Regions from separate parts of the Homo sapiens genome. Here region 2 is linked to region 1. Evidence: read pairs that join two places in POLR2A ChIA-PET (ENCODE). Cell type or tissue: GM12878. All regions are shown on one strand. Links, peaks and the distances in the headings refer to the core of each region. The heading gives the core; the rest is flanking DNA. Region 1 has its middle 7.6 kb from the start of DSTNP4. Region 2 overlaps LOC101928263 (a long non-coding RNA gene).

Region 1 (11,142 bases), core at 1,924-9,923:
ATGTTTAGTTCCTGGTGTGTGCATTTGCTAAACAGGATTCCACTAAACAGCCAAGGATACATACCCTCTTTTAATTAAATAATAGAAGCCACATGAGCATTGTCTTAGAGTTTGGGGAGAAAATGTGTAACCCTAGAAATTATGCCCATTCGTGTATTATCAATGTGTACAAGTCACAGAAAGACATTTTGGAAAGTATATTGCCCAGGAACTTTTTCTGAAAAGGGTGATATGGCTGAAAGGATTCAGCCAAAAGAAAACTAAATTCAAGTAAAATAAATTAAAAATAAAACGAAGAGAGCTTCTATAATAAAGAAGCATTTTCTGTGAAGAGGCATTTATGTAACTATTGATAACAATGAAACCCAGTTATAAATAGTTAAATCTAAATATTTCTGATAATATGAAAAAGAAAGAGGTTTGATGTGAAAAATTAGTAAGGAATTAAACATACATATTTTTCCAACACTTCGAGTCATATGGGGGGAGAAGTTACAGTGTCCAGAATTTTGATGATCTGAGAGGTAAAGAGTTATTTAAACAAAAATAGTTGTTAGGCTGGGCACAGTGGCTCACGCCTGTAATCCCAACACTTTGGGAGGCTGAGGTGGGTGGATCACTTGAGGTCAGGAGTTCGAGACCAGCCTGGCCAACATGGTGAAACCCCGCCTCTACTAAAAATACAAAAATTGGTTGGGCATGGTGGTGCGTGCCTGTAATCCCAGCTACTCAGGTGGCTGAGGGATGAGAATCACTTGAATGCGGGAGGGAGGTTGCGTGAGCAGAGATTGCGCCACTGCAATCCAGACTGGGTGACAGAGCAAGACTCTGTTTCAAAAGAAACAGTTGTGGAAGTGATAAATGCACAAGGTAAAGACATTTGAACCTGAGAAAAGGCGTGCAATTAAGAGTAATGAAAGGTAAACCTTCATCCTGGGCTTTCCCTTCATTGCTCTTCTGAGATGGATTCACTCTTTCCTGCCCTTGTCTTTCTTTGATTTCCTTATTTTGTTGGAACACATCCTAAATACGATGAAAGGTATGTTTATTCTACCATTTTGCTGTATTGGTGATTGAGCTAGGTCTAGAATTCTAGAACTTTAAAGGCTTGCTTTTTATTTTCCAGCCCCCAGGATTGCTGATGGCATTCTGACACCTTTTTGTGTGTGTGTGTGACAGCTTTTACTGCTGTTATCATTTTTGTGTGTGTGCCTGAAGACTTTAAGATTGCCTCTTCATTTTTGGTGTTCTGAAACTTGACCATGACGTGTCTGGTTGTAGGTCTTTTTTCCATTCAGCCTATTTAGTAATTGGGGAGGGGAGCTTTGAGTGTCTTCAGTCACCTATGTGAATTAACCCAGCCCTTTTTCTTCAAATATAAATGGGCCACCATGGACCACCAGACATTTCTGCAAAACCAACAGTAAAATTGAGAAGGACTAAGATGAACAAACAGGAAAAAAAAAAAAAACAGATAGCATTAAGGGAACTGAAAGTTGTAAAGTGCTGACTGGTCTCTCTCTCTAAATCCATGACCACTGAAACCTCAAGTAGCTCAGAGTGCTGCTCAGCAGCTGTCCTTCTTTCCCCATTCCATCTGCTCCCCTAGGCGATGCCTTTATAGCTTACCTCTTTCAGACCTCCAGTGCAGTCTCCCCATGCCACCTCAGCTGATTACCTTGCTCCTTACTTTCTTGAGAATTAGAAGTGCCAGAAGAGAATTTTCATGAGCTCCCATTGCCAGATCCACTCAGTCTCCTGACCCAGTACCCACATGCCTTGTCTTCCTTCCTATTTGTGTGCAGTAATTGTCTCTACTCTTAGCTCAGGCTGGCTCTTTCCCTGAAGCCCTAGATCCTAACCTCTCTCCGCTTCTTAAGAACATGGCTTCACCATTCTCTGCCTTCTCTCCTGAATCATCATTTCTCCCCTCTCTACTGTATTATTCCCATCTGCAAACATGCTGTTATTTTTCACATCTTAAAAAACCACAAAAAGCATTTCCACCTTCCCCTCCAGCTACTGCCTTTCGTCTCCCATTGTCTCTCTCTCTGTCTCTCTTTTTGAGACGGAGTCTCACTCTGTCACCCAGGCTGCAGTGCAGTGGCGCAAACTTGGCTCACTGCAATCTCTGCCCCCTGGGTTCAAGCGATTCTCCTGCCTCAGCCTTCCAAGTAGCTGGGACTACAGGCACACGTCACCATGCTCAGTTAATTTTTGTATTTTTAGTAGAGACAGAGTTTCACCATGTTGGCCAGACTGGTCTTGAACTCCTGACCTCAAGTGATCTGCCCACCTTGGCCTCCCAAAGTGCTGAGATTAGTCTTGAGCCACAGTGCCCACCCCCATTCTCCTTTAATCAAGATTTTGCCCCCACCACTCTACCCAAACAAATCTTGTCAAGTTCAACAATGACCTCCTTATAACTAGACCCAAAGGTCAATTTGCAGGCCCCAGATTCCACTGGATGCAGGGAATCATGCCACCTACCTTGAAGCACCATCTTTACTTGGCTTCCAGGACCCCTGCACTCTCCTGGTTTGCCTCTGATCTCACTGGCAGCTCCTTCTCACTCTCTATTGGTGGTTCTCCCTCCACTGTCCACCCTCCTAATATTGGGATCTCCAGGACTCAGTTCTTGATCTATTCTCTTCTTTATCTACACTTCATGAATTTCTTTTTAAAGTCCATGTATATATAATATCTATAATCCTAACTTCTTTCCTCTGATCTCAAGGCTCATGTATTTCACTGCCTTGTAACATCCCCTTTTGGATCATAGGCATCTTATGCTTAGAAAGTCCCAAATTGAGCTCTTGACCTACCCCTTACCTCCAAAATAGCTTCTTCCACAGTCCCCCTCATCCCTCAGTAAATGCTAATTCAGGTCTCCTAGTACTCAATCTGAGAACACAGGAATCTTCTCTTTTCCTCACTTGACACATCCCATGCATTATGTATTATATAAAACTTACCCATTATATATCCAGAATCTGACATCTCATAATCATCTCCATTTAGCTGGTCCAAGCTATCATCGTTTCACACCAGAACCTTCTGAAATAGTCTCCTAACCAGAGTAGCCAGCTTGTCACAGTTTGCCTGGTACTTTCCCAGTTTTTGCACTGAAAGTCCAGTCTCAGGAAATCCCTCAGCCCTGGGCAAACCAGGATTATTGATTATCCTACTTCCAACTGGAATCTTCTCTTCTTCCGTTGCCTCCTTACAGTCTATTTTCAATACAGCTAGGGTGATTCTTTTAAAATGCAAATTTTATTATGTCACTTCTCTGTTCAAAACCCTTCAATGGCTTCCTACCCAACTTAGAAAGAAAGCTATTGCTTTCAGTGGCCCACAAGACTATAGGATCCACAGGCTTGTAGGAAAAGATGGAGAATTCAGCTTTGAGCAGGCTGATATTGCAGTACTGTGGAATGTTCAACTGGCAATGTCCAAAATTGAATGGAGTATCAAGAATATCTTCTGTTTGGAAAACAAAAATAGATTGCTATGGAAAAACTTGCAAGAAAGAATTCTAGGAAATTAGAAATATTTGTTAAAATGAAAAAAATCAACGGTAGACCTGAAAGACAAAATTATAGATGCTCTGTCTGGTGATACTAATGATATATTCATAAGTAATATGCATATGATATAGTTATATATTATGTAAGATAAAAATATATAAAATACATATAAATAAATTTATTAAAAAATACATTTGCAACATGATGCACCAAATTCCCAAAATCTTCAGCATGCATCTTTCCAAACCAAGGACACTCTTCTACATAACCAGCATACAACTCTTCCAGTCAGGAAATAAGAAATCAGCTCTAACACTAACATCTAATCCAAAGAATATATTCATATTTTGCCAGCTGTCCTAACAGTGTCTCTTTCCTGTCTAGGCCAGGATCACACTTTGTACTTCATACACAAGTCTCTTTAGTCTCTTTCAATCTGGAATAATTCCTTGGTCTCTCCCTGTTTTTCATGATCTCATTAGTTTGAAAGAGTGCAGACCTTTCAGTCTCTAGGACGAAGCTCAGCCTGGTTCCACCAATGTTTCCTCAGGACTGGATTCACATTTGTGTTCTGGGAGTGCCGAAGCTCAGCCTGGTTCTACCCATATTTTGTCAGGACTGGGTTCACACATGTGTTCTTGGAGTGCCAAAGCTCAGCCTGGTTCCAGCAGTGTTTCCTCAGGACTGGGTTCACACATGTGTTCTGGGAGTGCTATACGGAAGGGAGGCTGTCCTCTTCTCACTGCATCACACGAGGGGGCATACAACGTGGGCTTGTCCCTACACTGGTGATGTTCATCTTTAGCACCTGGTCATTTTGTGTCAGGTTTCTCCACATTAACTCATCAATTTTCTATTTGTAATTGATGAACATTTTGTGGGAAGATATTCTCAAACTATGCCAATATCTTGTATCCCATTAAATCTCCACTAACTTGACTTAGTAGTTATTGATTACTTTTGCCTGAATTAACCACCATTATGGCGGTTGTAAATGGTGGTTTATCCATTATCATCATTCCTACGATATATATTAGCTGCTATGCTACTATAAGGAAGACATTTCCCTTTTCCTCCACTTACTTTTTTACTTTTTAAAAAAATTACTCATACTCAATCCTCTACTTATTTTTATTGACATAGACTCATGGATTCCTATTTTATTCAGCAGATTTAATCCATTACCATCAGTATTTATTTTAATATCAAATTATTCCAGATTTGGCTAGAGGATAACCATTGAAATTTGTACCTATGAGCTATAGACATGCCCCCATCATTCTTTGAGTAATTCTTTACTTTCTGGCACAAGAAAATGTTTCAGGTTCATCTTGTAATTTCCCTGCCTTGGCCTCAGAATTACTTATTTCTACAAGAAGTGCTAGAGTTGAGAATGATATTTGGAGACTATAATCTAGGTACTTGGTTGCTTATTGCTTCTGGGCCTTCCTGCCTCATATTGGCGTAGGATGGGAAAGTCAGGAGCTGGGGACACCCTCCCTCTCTCAAGAGCAAAGTAATTTCTCAACTTTCATAGACCATAAGACTTACTCATCACTGCATCTCTCTGCATCCTCCTTCTTTTAATCAGCTTCTTTGCCTGCACGTGGGTCTCTGTGCCCATCAGCCTTGAGTCTGACCTGACTGCTGACCTGCCCACCATTATTGGCTACGGAGTCTGCAGTGCCCAAACTGTGAGAGCAATAATCTGCATGTCTCTGTCCAGTCTATAGATTGGTTCATCTTGGGCTTGGGTTCTACCTCTAGTCTAATCACTTTTTGTCAGGGCAGTTAGCAATGTTACAATAGTGGCTGGGACAGCCCTGACAGAGCTGTAGAGAAGATGGTGCAGTTTCTCTAGGGAGGAATGAGTCCTGTGGAGGACCCTGACTACATCTGCCACATTCTATAGTCATACATTAGGTTCTTATAGAAAAGTTTTTAGATTTTCAGAAGTGAGGACATTTGGTAAAGGTTCTGTGTATCTGAATATTAAGGATCATTTTGGGTTCATGGATCAGTTATTGGGAAACACTGATCTAACTCCAGCACTTCAGTTTCTCGGATGAGTAAACTGAAGGCCAGAGAGAACAAGAGACTTGTCCTCATGTACATGGCCTGTCAACAGCAGATCTGGGATTAGAACCAGGGCTGGCCATCCAGTGAGGCGAGAGAAACATCTAAGAAGCAAAATGTAAGGAAGCCCTCACCGTCAGGATCATGCAAGTGCCCTAGGGGCTTCCCTTGACTCACCCTAGGCCCAGCCCAGATTAGAACTCCAGGATCCTGCTTGCCAGGAGGGAGAGATCACAACTGGCTTGCGGTGTATGGGTAAGAGGGACTGATGGGGAGTTTTCCTGTGTTGCCACCTTCAGGGAGAAGGAAGTTCCTGAGGAAGGCTGGTTAAGCTAGTGTTCCCAAACTGAAGGATCCAGTAGCTTGGGATGGCTGCTCACTGGAGAAGCTTGAATTATCCTGCATGCACAGAGCACTGAGGCCCCTTCAGTCTGGGTGGAGAGTTCCTGGCCTGGGTTATCTTTAGCTGGTTGCTGAGAGTTGCAGCATTTCTCAGCCCTGGTGATGGACACTTCTGTTTTCCCCCGTCTCATAAAAATAGACCTTCCCTCCAACCAGACCTGCCTTGTTAGATCTGTTCTTACATAGACAGGACGTGTGGGGTTTGTGCTTTTTTAGCCTCCAGTCTGGTGTCTGCTTCCTTCATGTGGAACTGCTTACTAAGAATTTTACCACAGGAGGATTTTAAGAAAGTAAATGTTGGCTTTGTTGTTGGTTGAGGTTAAAAACAAAACAAAACAAAACAAAAACAACAACAACAACAACAAAACCATCAAGATAGTCAAAAGAAATAAAGGAGAGAAGAACAAAAGAGAAACAGCTGAACCATTTTGTGACCCTTTTTCTGCTACTGCCCTGGTCAAAGGCACAATTTGTTCTCACCTGGATTCCTGCTGCATCTCACCCTGATTTGGTGTGTGCTCAACAAGGCAGCTGTTAGCTAACATACAGATTAGGCAAGAAAATGAAAATGAAATAAAAGGCATTCAGATTGGAAAGGAAGAAGTAAAACTACCTCTATTCACAGATTATATGATGATGTGTATCCACTAAATCCACTGAGAAACTGTCAGAATTAATTAATGAGTTTAGCAAGGTTATAGGATATGCAGACAGTATGTAACAATCAATTTCTATAACTTTGCAATGAACAATCCAGAAATGAAATTAAGGAAACAATATTTATAGTAGCATCAACTAGAATAAAACACTTAGGAATAAGGTTAACAAAAGAAGTGCAAAACTTATACTCTAAAAACTACAAAACAGTATTGAAAGAAATTAAAGAAAACTAAATAAATGGGAAGACATCCCATGTTCATAATCAGAAGAAAATAAATATTGTCTCAAATACTTAATAAATATTAAGCATTAAAACAGCAATATTCCCCAAACTGATCTATAGATTCAATACAGTTCCTATCAGTATCCCAGATGACTTTTTAATAGAAATTGACAAGCTGATCCTGAAAATTATATGGAAACTCAAGGAACCCAGAAGAGCCAAAAACAATCATAAAAAAGAAGAAAAAATTAGGACTAATTCTTCCTAATTGCAAAACAATAATCAAGACAACATAGTACTTACTTAAGGATAGACACATAGATTAATAAAACAGAATTCAGAGTTCAGAAATAACCCCATTTATCTATGGTTAGGTGAACTTTGACAAGGATGTCAAGACTATTCAATGGGGAAAAATGAGTCTTTTCAACAAATGGTGTTGGGATAACTGTACAGCCCCATACAAAAGGATGAAATTGGACCCTTACATTGTGTATAAAGATTAAACCAAAGTGCATCAAAAACCAAAATGTAAGAGCCAGAATTATAAACTCTTAAAATATTGGTATAAGTTCTCATGACCTTGAATTTGGCAATGGATTCTTAGATATGACACCAAAAGCACAAACAACAAAAGAAAAAAAATTGGAGTTCATAAAAATTAAAAACTTTTGTCTTTCAAAGGACACTACCAAGAAAGCAAAAAGACAACTGATAGAATGGGAGAAAATATTTGTAAATCTAGAAGATATAAAGACCATGTACAACTCAATATTGAAAGAACACACAACCCAATTAAAAAATGGGCAAAGGATCTGAATAGCCATTTCTCCTAAGACATGCAAGGGACCCCTAAGCACATAGAAAGATGCTCAACATCGGTAGTCATCAGGAAAATGTAAACCAAAACCACAGTGAGATAATACTTCACACTCACCATGAGGACTACAGTAAAAAAATCAGATAAGTGTTAGCAAGGATGTGGAGAAAGAACCTTCAAGTACTGCTGGTAGAAGTGTAAAATGGTTTAGCCACTTTGGAAAACAGTGACAGTTCAGCAAAATTTACACATAGTTACTGTTTGATCCACCAATTCACTCCTAGGTGTATACACAAGAGAAATGAAAACATGCTTCCACTCAAAGATTTTTACGTGAATGCTCATAACAGCATTCATAAAAGCCCAAAAGTCCATTAACTGATACATAGATAAATGTAGTATATTCATATAGTGAAATGTTATTTGGCCATAAAAAGGAATGAAGTACTAATACATGCTACAACATTGATAAACCTTGAAAATATTATTCCAAGTGAAAGCAGACAGTCACAAACGACCACATATTGTATGACTCCATTTATAGGAAATGCCAAGAATAGGCAAATATATAGAAACAAACAGAAAGTAGACTCCTAGTTGCTTAGACCTAGCAGGGGGAAGGGGTTGATGAGAACACTGTGAAGTGCTGGCTAAGGGGTAGGGTGTTTCTTTTTGAGGTGACGAAAATATTTAAAAATTCACTGTGATGATGCTGCTGAGGCTGTGGAGAAATAGGAATGCTTTTACACTGTTGGTGGGAGTGTAAATTAGTTCAACCATTGTGGAAGACAGTGTGGTGATTCCTCAAGGATCTAGAACCAGAAATACCATTTGACCCAGCAATCCTATTACTGGGTATATACCCAAAGGATTATAAATCATTCTACTATAAAGACACATGCACATGTATGTTTATTACAGCAGTATTTACAATAGCAAAGACTTGGAACCAACCCAAATGCCCATCAATGATAGACTGGATAAAGAAAATGTGACACATATACACCATGGAATACTATGCAGCCATAAAAAAGAGTGAGTTCATGTCCTTTGCAGGGACATGGATGAAGCTGGAAACCATCATTACCAGCAAACCAACACAGGAACAGAAAAGCAAACACTGCATATTCCCACTTGTAAGTGGGAGCTGAACAATGAGAACACATGGACACAGGGAGGGAAACATCACACACCGGGCCTGTTGGGGGGATAAGGAGCAAGGGGAGGGAGAGTATTAGGACAAATACCTAATGCAAGCAGGGCTTAAAACCTAGATGACAGGTTGATAAGTGCAGCAAACCACCATGGCACATGTATACCTATGTAAGAAACCTACATGTTCTGCACATATATCCCAGAACTTAAAGTAAAATTTAAAAAAAAATCACTGTTGTGATGGTGGCACAATTCTGAGAATGTACCCATTAAGTGTGATATTATACTTTGTAAATGAGTGTATTGTATGGAATATAAATTCTATCTCATTAAAGGTGTGTGTGTCTATACAAATCGGATCATATCTTGCCTCTGCTGAGCATCCTCCAAGAGCTCTCCTTTCCTTTAGAAGAGTAAATTTCCAAGTCCTCCTAATGCCCCACAAGGCCCCACAGAATCCAGAACCCTCATCACTACCTCCTGGTCTCATCTCCTAGTCCTGTACCCTTTCTCTTTGCTATCCCTCTAACTGGACTGCTTTCCTCCCTTATAACTGCATGGCTCATACCCTTCCTTCTTCCAGCTCTTTATTCAAATGCCACTTTCTCAACTAATTGACTCTGACCATTCTATTTAAAATTGTAGTTCTGACCTTACTGCCTTGTTCCATTTTTCTTTTCCATAGCACTTATCATCTCAGCAGGTGTGATAGTCAAAATATTTAACAGTCCATCCTATAGGGTAGAGAACTATAGGGTACGAAAAAAGGTAGGAATTCTAGAGACCCCTGCTGGGCTAGCACGAACCCTGTAGTTACTAGATCATGAAGAGATCAGGGTGGTGGTGTTCCTGGAAAGGGGCAAGGAAGCTAGGGAGCACCAAGGCCTTAGGGCAGAGGTACAGAAATATTCCCACTGGACTGGCAGACTAGTACCTGATAAATACCTGATCTACTTGTATTACATTACATAAGTTTCTTGTTATGCTTATTATCAGCTTCCCCTATTAGGACATAAGTGCCACGAATGCAGGAGCTTTGCCTATTTTGTTTACAGTTATATTCCCAGCCCCAAGAGAAGCACATAGCAGGCTTTAAAAAACATTCGTTGAGTTTAAGAAATAACAGCATGTGGATTTTGGAAATAGGCACGAAATCTATATAACCTGGACCTTCGTGGTTAAGATTTTCCAGCTGCAACACATGTTGAGAAGGTCTGTGTGTTGATGGCCCAGGACAAGCACCCTGGTTTTATCAGTTACTGAAAATGCCATACAAAGAAGAAGGGGGCTAAGTTCCTGGACCTAGAGGTGGGGAGGGAGTGGATTAGTCAGAATTCTTGGCTGCAAGGTACAGAAACTAAATTCATACTGAAGGACAGGAAGGAGTTAATGGCTCACATAACTGAAAAGTTCAGGGTTTTATCTGGCTTCAGATGCAGGTGGATCCAGAAATTCCAACACTGTCATCAGAAATTTATCTCTTCATTCCTTTGCTCTGCTTTCTTCTAAATCACCTTCATTCACAGACTAGATCTCCCCAGGTTGTAGCAAATACAACCACAGGCAGATTTAGTTCTAGCAGCTGAGTACATTTCTTTGGGAAGACAGGACCCTTTGCTGCGCAGTTGGCCCAGGTTGGATGACAGGCAATCCAGAAGAGAATCTGCCTGTGATTCAGACAGACCCCTGTCCAGGGGGATGGAAGTCCAATTACCCACAAGGAGGAAGGAGGCCCATTGAGTTCACACCAAATCCTTTGTGGCTTTCAATTACTCTTGGCTGAGGGTCATGATATAGTATTGGATTCTTGACATATTTTGATGGTAGAGTGGGCAAGATTTGCTGAGGGATTAAATCTAAGGGGTTGGAGAGGAGTCCAGGATGATCCAAGATTACACATCTGGGCAATTAAATGTATCAAAATGCCATAAGCCAAGAGGGAACACTGAGAAGGAGATGTTTTGGGTGGAAGTCAGGAGGTCAGACTTACTCATGTAACTTTGAGACATTTATTAACACACAACTAGAAGATGTTAGGGAAACCACTTGACATACAATCTATAGTTCGGGAAGATGCCCAGGTGGAAAATATAAATTTCATGGTCATCAGAAATGGATTATATTTAAATCCATGAGCCTGGCTGAGCACCTAGGCAGCAAATATAGATAGAACAACGGAAGGATGAAGAAGTGAGTCTTGAGATGCTAAAACATTAACAGGTGGGGAGATGAGCCAGAAAGGAAGACTGAGAAAGAGATCCAGCAGAGTAAGAGGAAAA
Region 2 (11,142 bases), core at 1,734-9,733, 60 kb before region 1:
CCCCTCTTCAGCCACAGATGTGCATGTAGAATGGCAGGGGTCTGCTCCACTTTACCTTTCCTGCAAGAACAACAGGAGGAAAGCAGGTTGGGGGAAGATAAAGGCCCTGTCCTTCCGCATGCATTGAGTGTGTACCTGGGAGCCTGCAGGCGGAGGTGTCTGGGCAGCTGGAGCCAAGCTTCCAGTGGCTTCCCAGTACCCTCCTGATGAAGTCTCAACTCCTTGGGGCCTACAAAGCTGAAATAATCGGCCCTTTCTCACTTTTGCAGTCTCACCTCTCTCTTCATACCCTCATTTACCACTCCCTTCCCCCCCCTTCAATGCCATTAATGTGTGTACGTGTCATTTTGTTGGTTTATGTGCTTTTTTTTTTTTTTTTCCGAGATGGAGTCTCACTCTGTTGCCCAGGCAGGAGTGCAGTGGCTCAATCTCGGTTCACTGCAACCTCCGCCTCCTGGGTTCAAGCGATTCTCCTGCCTCAGCCTCCCGAGTAGCTGGGATTACAGGCATGCGCCACCACGTCTGGCTAGTTTTTTTTGTATTTTTAGTAGGTATGGGGTTTCTCCACGTTGGCCAGGCTGGTCTCGAACTCTTGACCTCAGATGATCCACCCGCCTTGGCCTCCCAAAGTGCTGGAATTACAGGTGTGAGCCACCGCGCCCGGCCAGTTCATGTGCTTTTAACGTTAGTCCTTCTGCATTTGGTTTTATTTTATACATGAGGTATGATTCTGTCGCAGCCTCACCTGTACACTTCCACCTCATACCCCTGATGACTGCTCTCCAGCTCTGTTGGCCAGTTGTCAGTTCTCAGAGTATGTCCTGTTTTAAACTTTCAAGGATGCTGATCCCACCTTGCACCTGCCTTGCACCCACTTAGTTGTGTGGTTTCCTTGTGCATTTCCTTGTGCTTTGTCTGTGAGCAGTGGGAGGGCAGGAGCAATGTTGGACTTGATCACTGCTCTATCTCCAGTGCTTGATAAGAACTTGTTGAATAAACTAAACATGACTAGCAAATGGGTAAAGTTGCTAGGGCTCAAGGAGAGGGCAGGGCTGGAGGTGGCAGTGGATGGATTTTTAACACACAGCTAGCACACTGAAGCTATAGTGTAGCTGAGAATGCACAGGAAGGAGCTTAAAGGCTACAAAGCTGGGTGTCTGTTGCTAGAGGTGACTCCACTCTCAGGGCTTTAAGGGGTAAACCCGCAGGCCACCCACCCTCCACCACCCACCTCAGACCTCAGCTGTGCTCTCACTGTGGCTGCGGGCTGCAGACGTTGCTGTTCCCAAGGAATCCTTTCCACTGCCTGCCTTCCTGCCTGCCTCTAATCTCCAGGCCAAGTTTCCAGCAGAAGAGAGGCTTCTATGATACCCAGAAGTGATCTAGTTTTGTTTCTGTCCCTGACTGTCTCTTTCCCTCACTTTCTGGCCTTTAGCTTTTCAATCTGTAAAATGGAGGCATTGGACAAGAGAACCCTCACCAGCTTCAACATTCCTTGACTCAGTTTCTAGAAGATGCTGCCTGCTTATCAGGGAACTGGGCAGGGTTGGGCACTAGAATTAATGAGGGTCTCTCATGCTGCCTACGTTTGCATCCTGTTGAGTTGTATATTGGGGAAACCAGACGAGTCAGAAATCAGGGTAGGGAGTTTGCTGGTGAGGGCTGGAGTGGCGCTTAGAGTGGGGAGCCCAATGGAAGAGAAAGAGAGAACAAAGGAAAATACAGGAGAATAAGAAGAATCAAGTGACGTGTGTTCTCCAGAAAAGCATCTCCCCGTCCTGGGATGGACTCACCAGATGTTCCCCAGATGTTACTGATGATGGGAAACATCTCCCTCTGGGATCCCAAGTAAACTCTTCTTATTCATGGGGAAAAGAAAGGTCTGTTCCAAAGCATTAAGGGTGGGGTCTAGAGCAGCATCCATCTGTGACTATGGCACATATATAGGCAGAAACACACCCACATATCCTCAAGGAATTTCTGAATACTTGGAAGAGTCCTAAGTTTCTCCAACATTCAGCATCCATGAACCACCAATTTTAGGTAAATAAAAATTATCACAAGTTTTAAATAAAATTTTTTTAAATTAAAAATTAATGCTTTATTCCCATTAGTAAAGCTAATCTCAAAGGAAACTAATAATATTAAATATGACAAAATTGAGAATTGACCAGATCCGTTGTAAATTGTTCAGGCTGGAGTGTAGTGGCATGATCTCAAGTCACTGCAACCTCCGTCTCCCAGGTTCGAGCAATTCTCCTGCCTCAGCCTCCCAAGTAGCTGGGACTACAGGCACATGCCACCATGCCTAGCTAATTTTTGTATTTTTAGTAGAGATGGGGTTTCACCATGTTGGCCAGGCTGGTTTTGAATTCCTAACTTCAAGTGATCTGCCCACCTTGCCCTCCCAAAATGGTGGGATTTCAGGCGTGAGCCACCATACCTGGCCCATCGTACATTGTTGATGGGAGGGTGAATTGACACAATCAGGGAACTGGGCAGGTTTGGGCACTTGAGTTAGTGAGGGTATAATTGGAAACTATTGGAAATAATTCCACTATTCAGTATATACCCAGGAGAAACAAGGCGCTTATACACACCAAGAGACATTTAAAATAATGTTATAGCAGTTTTATGTATGTTTTCAGCCCATAACTGAAAACAACACGAATTCTACTAATAGGTAAGTGAAAATTAATTGTTATCATATAATGGGATATTACACAACAACGAAAAATAACGAGCTATTGCTTCATACGATACTATGGTTTGAATGTCCCCGCCAAAACTCAGATTGAAATTTAATTGCCATTGTGTCAGTACTGGGAGGTGCGACCTTTGAAAGAGGAGTAACTATAATTCCACTTATTTTATTAAATTTTAAAGCAGGTGAATTAAAGCACAGTGATAGATAATGTTGCCTTGGGGATATTGACTGGGAAGGGGCACAAGAGCCTTCTGGGATGCTAGAGATGTTCTATATCTTGATCTGTGTAGCAGTTGGACAGGTATATACATGTGTAAAGATTCAAGTTCCTTACTGAAGATTTGTTCACTTTAAGTTTTACCCTGATTTTTTTTTTTTAAAGAGAGGAGAAGTTAGTGTCAATCACAGTGCCATTATTGTGAAAATGGAGCCAGTGTTTTCAGCCTTTCACCGATAATCTACATCTAGACCAGTGAGGTATATCTGGGGTCCACAGGTCAGGTTCAACTGTTTGGTTTCTCTTCATCTAAATTAGTGTGATGGTCTGGAGAGTTTTCCAACACCTACAGCCAATTATCTGATTCTCCAGACACCAGCTGGGTGTTCAACAATTCAACTTTAACACTAACTTCCCAGCATTAGTGCAGACCCCACAGCTTCAGGGCTCAGTCTCACAAGACTGACCATTCCTCTCAGACACCAGTCACAAGTTCCAGGCTTATTGTACTTCTGACCAACCAGCTATAAAGCTGGAGTTCCCACAGCCCCCTCCTAAAGTTCAATAATTTGCTGGAATGGCTCACAGAACTCAGGGAGACGCTTTAGTTACCAGTTTATTATAAAGAATGCAAACGAAGAGCCAGACGACGAGAAACAGATTAAGGTTCAGAAGTGTCTGGAGCACTGGGGTCTGCTTCCCTCTTGGTATGTGGATGTGTTCACCAGCCTGGAAGCTCATTCCGTCTTATTGTTCAGGAGTTTTTGTAGAGCTTAATCTCTAGTCCCCTTCCCCCTCCTGGAGGTTGATGGGTAGAGTTGAAAGTTCTAGCCTTCTAATCCCTTGGTCTTTCTGGTGATCAACCTCATTCTGAGGCTAAGGGCCCCACCCTTAATCACTTTATTATAATAGCATAGACTCAGGTGTGATTGTAAGGGGCTCCTGATGGATAAATCCTGTCACTCAGGAAACTCCAAGGGAAATTCCAAAGGAACTCTGAGCAAGAAAGTAGGGACAAAGACCAGATATATTTCTTATTTTGCCACAGATGGGTAAGAATTTTATTCCATTCATGACTCTCAAGTGCAAGGAGCTTCAAGTTATTTTTCATCTAAGAGTTTCATAGTTTTAGCTCTTACGTTTAGGTCTTTAATCCATTTATAGTTAAATTTTATATGATAATAAGCTAAGGGTCCAACTTCATTATTTTGCATATGAATATCTAGTTTTCCCAACATGATTTGTTAAAAAGAATTCCCCCTCCCCCAAATCAAATCCGAGCAGCTAAGTCTCAAGGGGAGCTTCCCCTTCAGTCAGCAGAGACACTCTCCTGTGTGCCATCCCAACCCCACCCCTCTGAGGTCTATCTGAAGAATGGGGATGCCTTCCCCTGTCTAGGATGACCTAGCTGTCTGATTTTCAGTCCATACTGTCTGCTTGTGGCTAATATTCTCCTTCTCCAAGCCCATGGATCCACTGAGCATAGAAGATGGGCCCTGCTATTTCTGAGCTATCCTTGGTTGTGCAGAGGGAAGGGAAGACTCTTTTATGAGGCTGCGAATAGGGACTAAGTTCCTGGCTTCTTAGGGGGCTCAAACATTCCCCTCTGGACAACCCCACCCAAACTACCTCCTCCTCTCCATAGTCCTGAGGGGAATTCTGCTCCTCTCCACCTTGCCTTTTACTCTTCCCCCTCCTCAAAGGAATTCCCCTCTCTAGGCCTTCATCTTGGTTGGAGACCCACCCCAGCCCTCTCAACAGGCTAAGGCAATTGTTCTCAAGTTCTAACGCCTGACCATCAGCATCAGCATCACCGGAGAAGCTGTTAGAAATGCAGATTCTTAGGTCTTTCCTAGACCTACTGAATCAGAAATTCTGCAAGTGGGGCCCAGCAACCTGGGTTTTAACAAGCCCTCCAATTGATTCTTATGCACATCAAATTTTGAGGCCCACTGAGCATTGCATTGGAAAGCAAGAATGCAGAAAGGAGACTGTCTTAAAGCACATTTCTTGAACATTCTTATTTATCTAAATTGGAAGACTTTTGTGCATAGATCTGTAGGTTAAAAATCCAAGCAGTTGAGTTCTGGGTCAAAGGAGTTTGAAAGACATTGCCAAATCACCATCCCAAAAATTGCACCAATTTCACTCTCAACCAGTAGTGTCTGAGGGTGACTGTTTCCCAACACCCTCCCTGGCACTGGGTGCTATCAAACTGTGAATCTCTGCCAATCTGATAGGAGAAACAAATCTTACTGTTTCAGTTGGCATTTCTCTTTTTACGAGTGAAGTTGAAGCTTTTAAAAACCATTTCTATTTCTCAGTAAACTGCTGGTTTATATTCCTTACTCATTTTGTCTTGAGTTGCTTTAGGTCTTTGAGGATGAAGGAGGTGAGCTTGTCTGTCTGTTACACAGTAGCACTTATTATTGGTTTGTCTTTCACCTTGCTTTATAGAATGCTTTACCGTACAGAAGTCTTTTTTTTTTTTCTTTTTTTTGAGACAGAGTCTCGCTCTGTCGCCCAGGGTGGCTGGAATACAGTGGCAAGATCTTGGCTCACTGCATCCTCAACCTCTAGGGTTCAAGCAATCCTCCCACCTCAGCCTCCCAGGTAGCTGGGACCACAGGTGCACACCACCACCCCCAACTCATTTTTTTTTTTTATTACTTGTAGAGACCAGGTCTTGCTATGTAGCTAGGCTGGTCTTGCGCTCCTTGGCTCAAGCAATCGTCCCACCTCAGCCTCTCAAAGTGTTAGGATTACACGTGTGAGCTTAAATTTTTATATAGCCACATTTCATAAATGTTTACTTTAGGGATCCTGGATTTTATTTGCTGAATTCTTTATCATACTATTATAAATAAATTTACTTATTGTTTCTCTATGGTCTTATGGTTTTATTTTTAATATATATCCTTTATCCACCTGGAATTTATTTTGATTTAGGGAATAGTGTTCCCATTATATTTTTCCCCCAAATGGGTAGCTAATTTTACTACCACCTTTCTCTACTAATTTAGAATGTCACCTTAAACGTAAACTGAATTCTGATATGTGTTGGGATCTATTTCTGATTTTCTATTCTGGTTTACTGAGTTGTCTATTTCACCTTTGGATACCAAATTGCTTTACAAATTATAATTTCATAATATTTTTATCATCTGATACATCTAGCCTCATCTTGTTGCTTTTCTTTTTCAGGGCTTTCCTGGCTCTTATTTATTTCCTCATTTGGTTGTCATATAATTTTTGACAAGTTCCTCACCTGACTAACAAACAAATCCTATGGGTATTTTGATTAGAGTCACAGTGAGTAAATGGATTGAGAAAGCACTGACATTTTTTATTTTTAAATTTTTAAAATGTGGAGTTGAGGTCTCACTATGTTGCTCAGGCTGATCTCAAATTCCTGGCCTCAAGTGATCCTCCCTAAGTTCTGGGATTACAGGAATGAGCCATTGTGCCCAGCCAACACTGACATTTTTATAATATTGAGTCTTTCTATTCAAAAGCACAGAATAGGCCGGGCACAGTGGCTCATACCTGTAATCCCAGCCCTTTGGGAGGCTGAGGCAGGTGGATCACCTGAGGTCAGGAGTTCGAGACCAGCCTGGACAACATGGTGAAACCCCGTCTCTACTAAAAATACAAAAATTAGTCGGGCGCAGTGGCTAATGCCTGTAATCCCAGCACTTTGGGACGCCGAGGCGGGTGGATCACCTGAGGTCAGGAGTTCGAGACCAGCCTGGCCAACATGGTGAAACCCTGTCTCTACTAAAAATACAAAAATTAGCTGGGTGTGGTGGCAGGCACCTGTAATCCCAGCTACTCGGGAGGCTGAGGTAGGAGAATCGCTTGAACCCAGAAGGCGGAGTTTGTAGTGAGCCGAGATCGCGCCATTGCTCTCCAGCCTGGGGGACAAGAATGAGACTCCATCTCAAAAAAAAAAAAAAAAAAAAAAATTAGCCAGGCATGGTGGTGGGTGCCTGTAATCCCAGCTACTTGGGAGGCTGAGGCAGAAGAACCACTTGAACCCCGGAGGCAGAGGTTGCAGTGAGCTGAAATCACACCACTGCACTCCAGCCTGGGTGACAAGAGGAAGACACTGTCTCAAAAAAAAACAAAAAACACAGAGTAGTCTGGCTACAGTGGCTCACACCTGTAATCCCAGCACTTTGGGAGGCCAAGGTGGGAGGATCACATGCATCCAGGAGTTTGAGACCAGCCTGGACAACATAGGGAGACCCTGTCTCTACAAAAATTCGAAACTTTGTGGTGTGTGGTGGCATATGCCTGTAGTTCCAGCTACTCGGGAGGCTGAGGTGGGAGGATCACTTGAGTCCAGAAGGTTGAGGCTGCAGTGAGTCATTATCATGCCACTGCACTCCAGCCTGGGAGACAGAGTGAGACCCTGTCTCAAAACAAAACAAAAAACAAAAGCCTAGAATAGAATGTTCTCTATTATTTTATTTATTTTTATTTTTAGAGACAGGATCTCACTTTGTTGCCCAGGCTGCAGTGCAGTGGTGGGCTCATAGCTCACTGCAGACTCAAACTCCTGGGCTCAAGCAATCCTCTTACTTTAGCTTCCCAAGTAGCTGGGACTACTGGCGTGCACCATCACATTTGGCTAATTTTGTTTGTTTTTAGCAGTGGTCAGGCTTCACTATGTTGCCCAGACTGGTCTTAAACTCCTGAGCTCAAGCCATCCTCCCGCTTTGGCCTCCCAAAATGCTGGGAGCACTTTGCCCAGCATTCTGTATAATTTTAATATTATCTTTGTAAAGGCCCTTATATGTCTTTTAAATATTTTTCTAAATATTTTGTCTTTTTGATTGCCATTATAACTGTAATTTCTATCGTATATTTCTGATAGATTTTATATATATACATATATTATGTATATAAAGTAAAGTAAAGGAGAGCTACTGGGTTTTGTATATGAACCTTGGAAACTGCCATCATCTTTATTTATTTATTTTTTTGAGATGGGATCTTGCTCTGTTGCCCAGTGGCACAATCTTGGCTCACTGCAACCTCTGCCTCCTGGACTCAAGTGATCCTTCCACCTCAGCATCCCTAGTACCTGGCACCACAGGTGCTCGCCATCATGCCTAGCTAATTTTTGTATTTTTTGTAGAGACAGAGTTTCGCCATGTTTCCAGGCTGGTTTCGAACTTCTGGGCTCAAGAAATCCACCTGCTTCAACCTCCCAAAGTGCTGGGATTACAGGCATGAGCCACCGCACCCGAGCCATCCTGAATTACTGCCTCTCTAATAGTTGGGAATTTTCCAATCACATCATCTACATATAAATTTGCTTCCTCTTTCCAATATTTACATCACATTTCTCTTTTTTGTCTAATTACACTGGCTTGAACTGCTAGAGCCATGTTAAATGATAATGATCATGATGGCTGCTTTCACCTTGCTTTTTATTTTTTGGCTTAAAACAATAGAAATTTATTCTCTCACAGTTCTGGAGGCCAGAAGTCCTAAGTCAAGGTGTTGGCACTGCTGTTTCCTTCTGGACACTGTGAGGGAAAACCATTCCCTGCCTCTCTTGCAGTTTCTGGTGGCTGCCGGCCCTCCTCGGCACTCCTTGGCTTGTGGCCGCGTCCCTCTGGGCTCTGCTCTGTCTTCACGTTGCCTTCTCCCCTGTGGGCCTTTTCTCCTCTTCTCTTCTGAAGACACTTATCATTGGATTTAGGGCCCATCTCAATCCATGATGATGGCATCAAGATTGTTAACGGAATTACACCCACAAAACTCCTTTCATACATTCACAGCTTCCAGGAGGACATTATCTTTGGAGGCACTACCTTCAACCTGATGCTTTTTCCTGAAATGACTTTTTTCTTTTTACATTTGGCTACTGTGGTATAAACTGTTGTCCCATCCGAATGACCTGACATGCACCTGAAACATGTTTGAAAACGCAACGTTTGTTAGTGCAGTCAGCTCTCCTCTGGAACTTTTCAGCTAATCTGTCACCTTACAGCTCTTGGTTTAATCCTCCTCTTACCTGGGTATAGGATGTGCCCACAATGTCAGGCCTTTTCGTTCTCTCTCTATATATAATTTTTTCTTTCAATAGCTTGTGGGGTCCCAGGGGGTTTTGGTTTCATGGATGAATTATATAGTGGGGAAGTCTGAGATTTTAGTGCATCTCTCGCCCAAGTAGTGTATATTGTCCCAATATCTGTCACCCCTTTTCCACCCCCCTACTTCTGAGTCTTCAAAGTTTATTACACCATGCTGTTTGCCTTTGTGTACCCACAGCTTAGCTCTCACTTATAAGTGAGAACATACAGTATTTGGTTTTCCACTCCTGAGTTACTTCACTTAGAATAATGGCCTCCAGCTTCATCCAAGTTGCTGCAAAAGACATTATTTCATTCTTTTTTACAGCTGAGTAATATTCTATGGTATATATACCACATTTTCTCTATTCACTCATTAGTCGATGGACATTTAGGTTGGTTCCATATCTTTGCAATTGTGAATTGTGCTGCTGTAAACATGCATGTGCTGGTGTCTTTTTCATATAATGACTTCTCTTCCTTTGTGTAGATACCCAGTAATGGGATTGTCAGATCAAATGGTAGATTTAGTTCTTTAAGAAATCTCCATACTGTTTTCCATAGACGTTGTACTAATTTACATTCCCACCAACAGTGTATAAGCATTCCCATCTCACCACATCCACACCATCATCTGTCGTTTTTTGGCTTTTTAATAATGGCCATTCTGGCTAGGGTAAGGTGGTATCTTACTGTGGTTTTACTTATTTCATTGTTATTATTTTTTTTTGAGACAAGGTCTCACTCTGTCACCCAGGCTGGAATGTGGTGGCATAATCACGGCTCACTGCAGCCTTGACCTCCCTGGCTCAAGTGATCCTCCCAACCTCAGCTTCCTGACTAGCTGGAACTACAGGCACATGCCACTATGCCCCACAAATTTTTGAATTTTTGTAGAGACAGGGGGTCTCCCTATGTTGCCCAGGCTGGTCTCGAACTCCTAGATGCAAGCAATCCCAAACTGCTGGGATTACAGGCATGAGCCACCACACCCGGCCTAAACTAGATTCTTCAGGTGGATACCACTCTTGCTCCTGTTTAACTTTTTTTTTTTTTTTTGCCTCGTTTCACATTTTTATATTTAATTTAATTTTGGCTGATGGTAACATTGCAGCCTTAGCTTACTATTTTCTGGTACACCTTGGTTTGTATTTTATTTTTAACCTTTCTGAGTTATTTTGGCAAAGATGCATCTCTTGCACACATCATACACTTTTTAAGACACTTTTATCATTCGATGTGAGAATCATTTTTCTATCATGAGTAGTTTTATCCCATTTACATGTGCTGATATAACTGACATATTCGCCTTAACTGTGTCTTCTTATCTTGTTTTCTATTTAAATACTGCTTGTGTTTTCTATGTTTTACCCTGTGTATTTTTGTCTTCTTCGGTATGCATGTGTGTGTGCGCCTATATGTTTGTATTTTTGTCTGATTATTTGAAGGTTCATAAGTCTGTTTTTAATATTTCTAGTGGTTGCTTTTATATCAATTTATTTCTCTGCCAAGAAAAGAAAACATTTAGATGTAGGAAAAGAGTTGTATTCTCAAAGGCTAAGCTTTGGCACCACAGTTCTGTCTTCAAAATCTTGATGTCTTTTTCTCAATATGAAAGAGGTTGATAGCCTTGCCCAGAAGCCAAAAGTTCAGGGTAATCAAGATACTGAATGTGCCACTGAGATGCTGCTTGAACTAGCCACCTACATCAAAGAGCTATCAGTACCACAAAGGGATGCTGTATCTCATCTCTTCTTTCAAAACCTCATGTGAATATCTTTCCTTCAGCAACCAGCATACTTTGTTCAACAGTGTCTTTGACTTACTGTCCATTTCTCTACACAGTATTCTGAGAAGACATAATAGGAGAGGCCATGAATTGAAGGCATTGACTCTTCTTGCTATTTGTTTCTATATATATCGAGATTAGGAGCCAGATTGTTGCCTGACAGCTGGTCTTTGTGAATACAGTGGTGTATGGTTGACATTCAGCTGCAAGTTTTTTTTTTTTTTTTTAAATCTGTGAATTGATGCTGGTTGGTCAGTCAGTATACCAAAAGATAATAGCACACTTAAAACCAAGATGAGGCGGCTCTGCCTATGGAGTAGCCATTATTTTATTCCTTTACTTT

What was found. ChIA-PET counts read pairs that join two places held together with the same protein. Peaks named below come from ENCODE experiments on the same cell type or tissue, not always from the same donor. Only the 100,000 strongest peaks of a DNase experiment are listed, where the experiment ranks them.
Region 2: POLR2A ChIA-PET joins it to region 1 with 5 read pairs; 4 of 35 experiments call an interaction of 5 or more read pairs at or near these places.

Annotation. Positions count from the first base shown.
Region 1 is chr3:39,214,823-39,225,964 of GRCh38, forward strand. No RefSeq gene overlaps it. Among named protein-coding and RNA genes, the nearest start is that of DSTNP4, 7.6 kb to the left of the region's middle. RefSeq lists a silencer at 6,153-6,252. In GM12878, for the core only: no CTCF peak of the experiment used is centred there; a DNase peak (open chromatin) is centred at 6,209.
Region 2 is chr3:39,154,821-39,165,962 of GRCh38, forward strand. All of the region lies in intron 1 of LOC101928263 (a long non-coding RNA gene), which reads left to right. Among named protein-coding and RNA genes, the nearest start is that of CSRNP1, 6.8 kb to the left of the region's middle. RefSeq lists an enhancer at 1-95. In GM12878, for the core only: no CTCF peak of the experiment used is centred there; no DNase peak of the experiment used is centred there.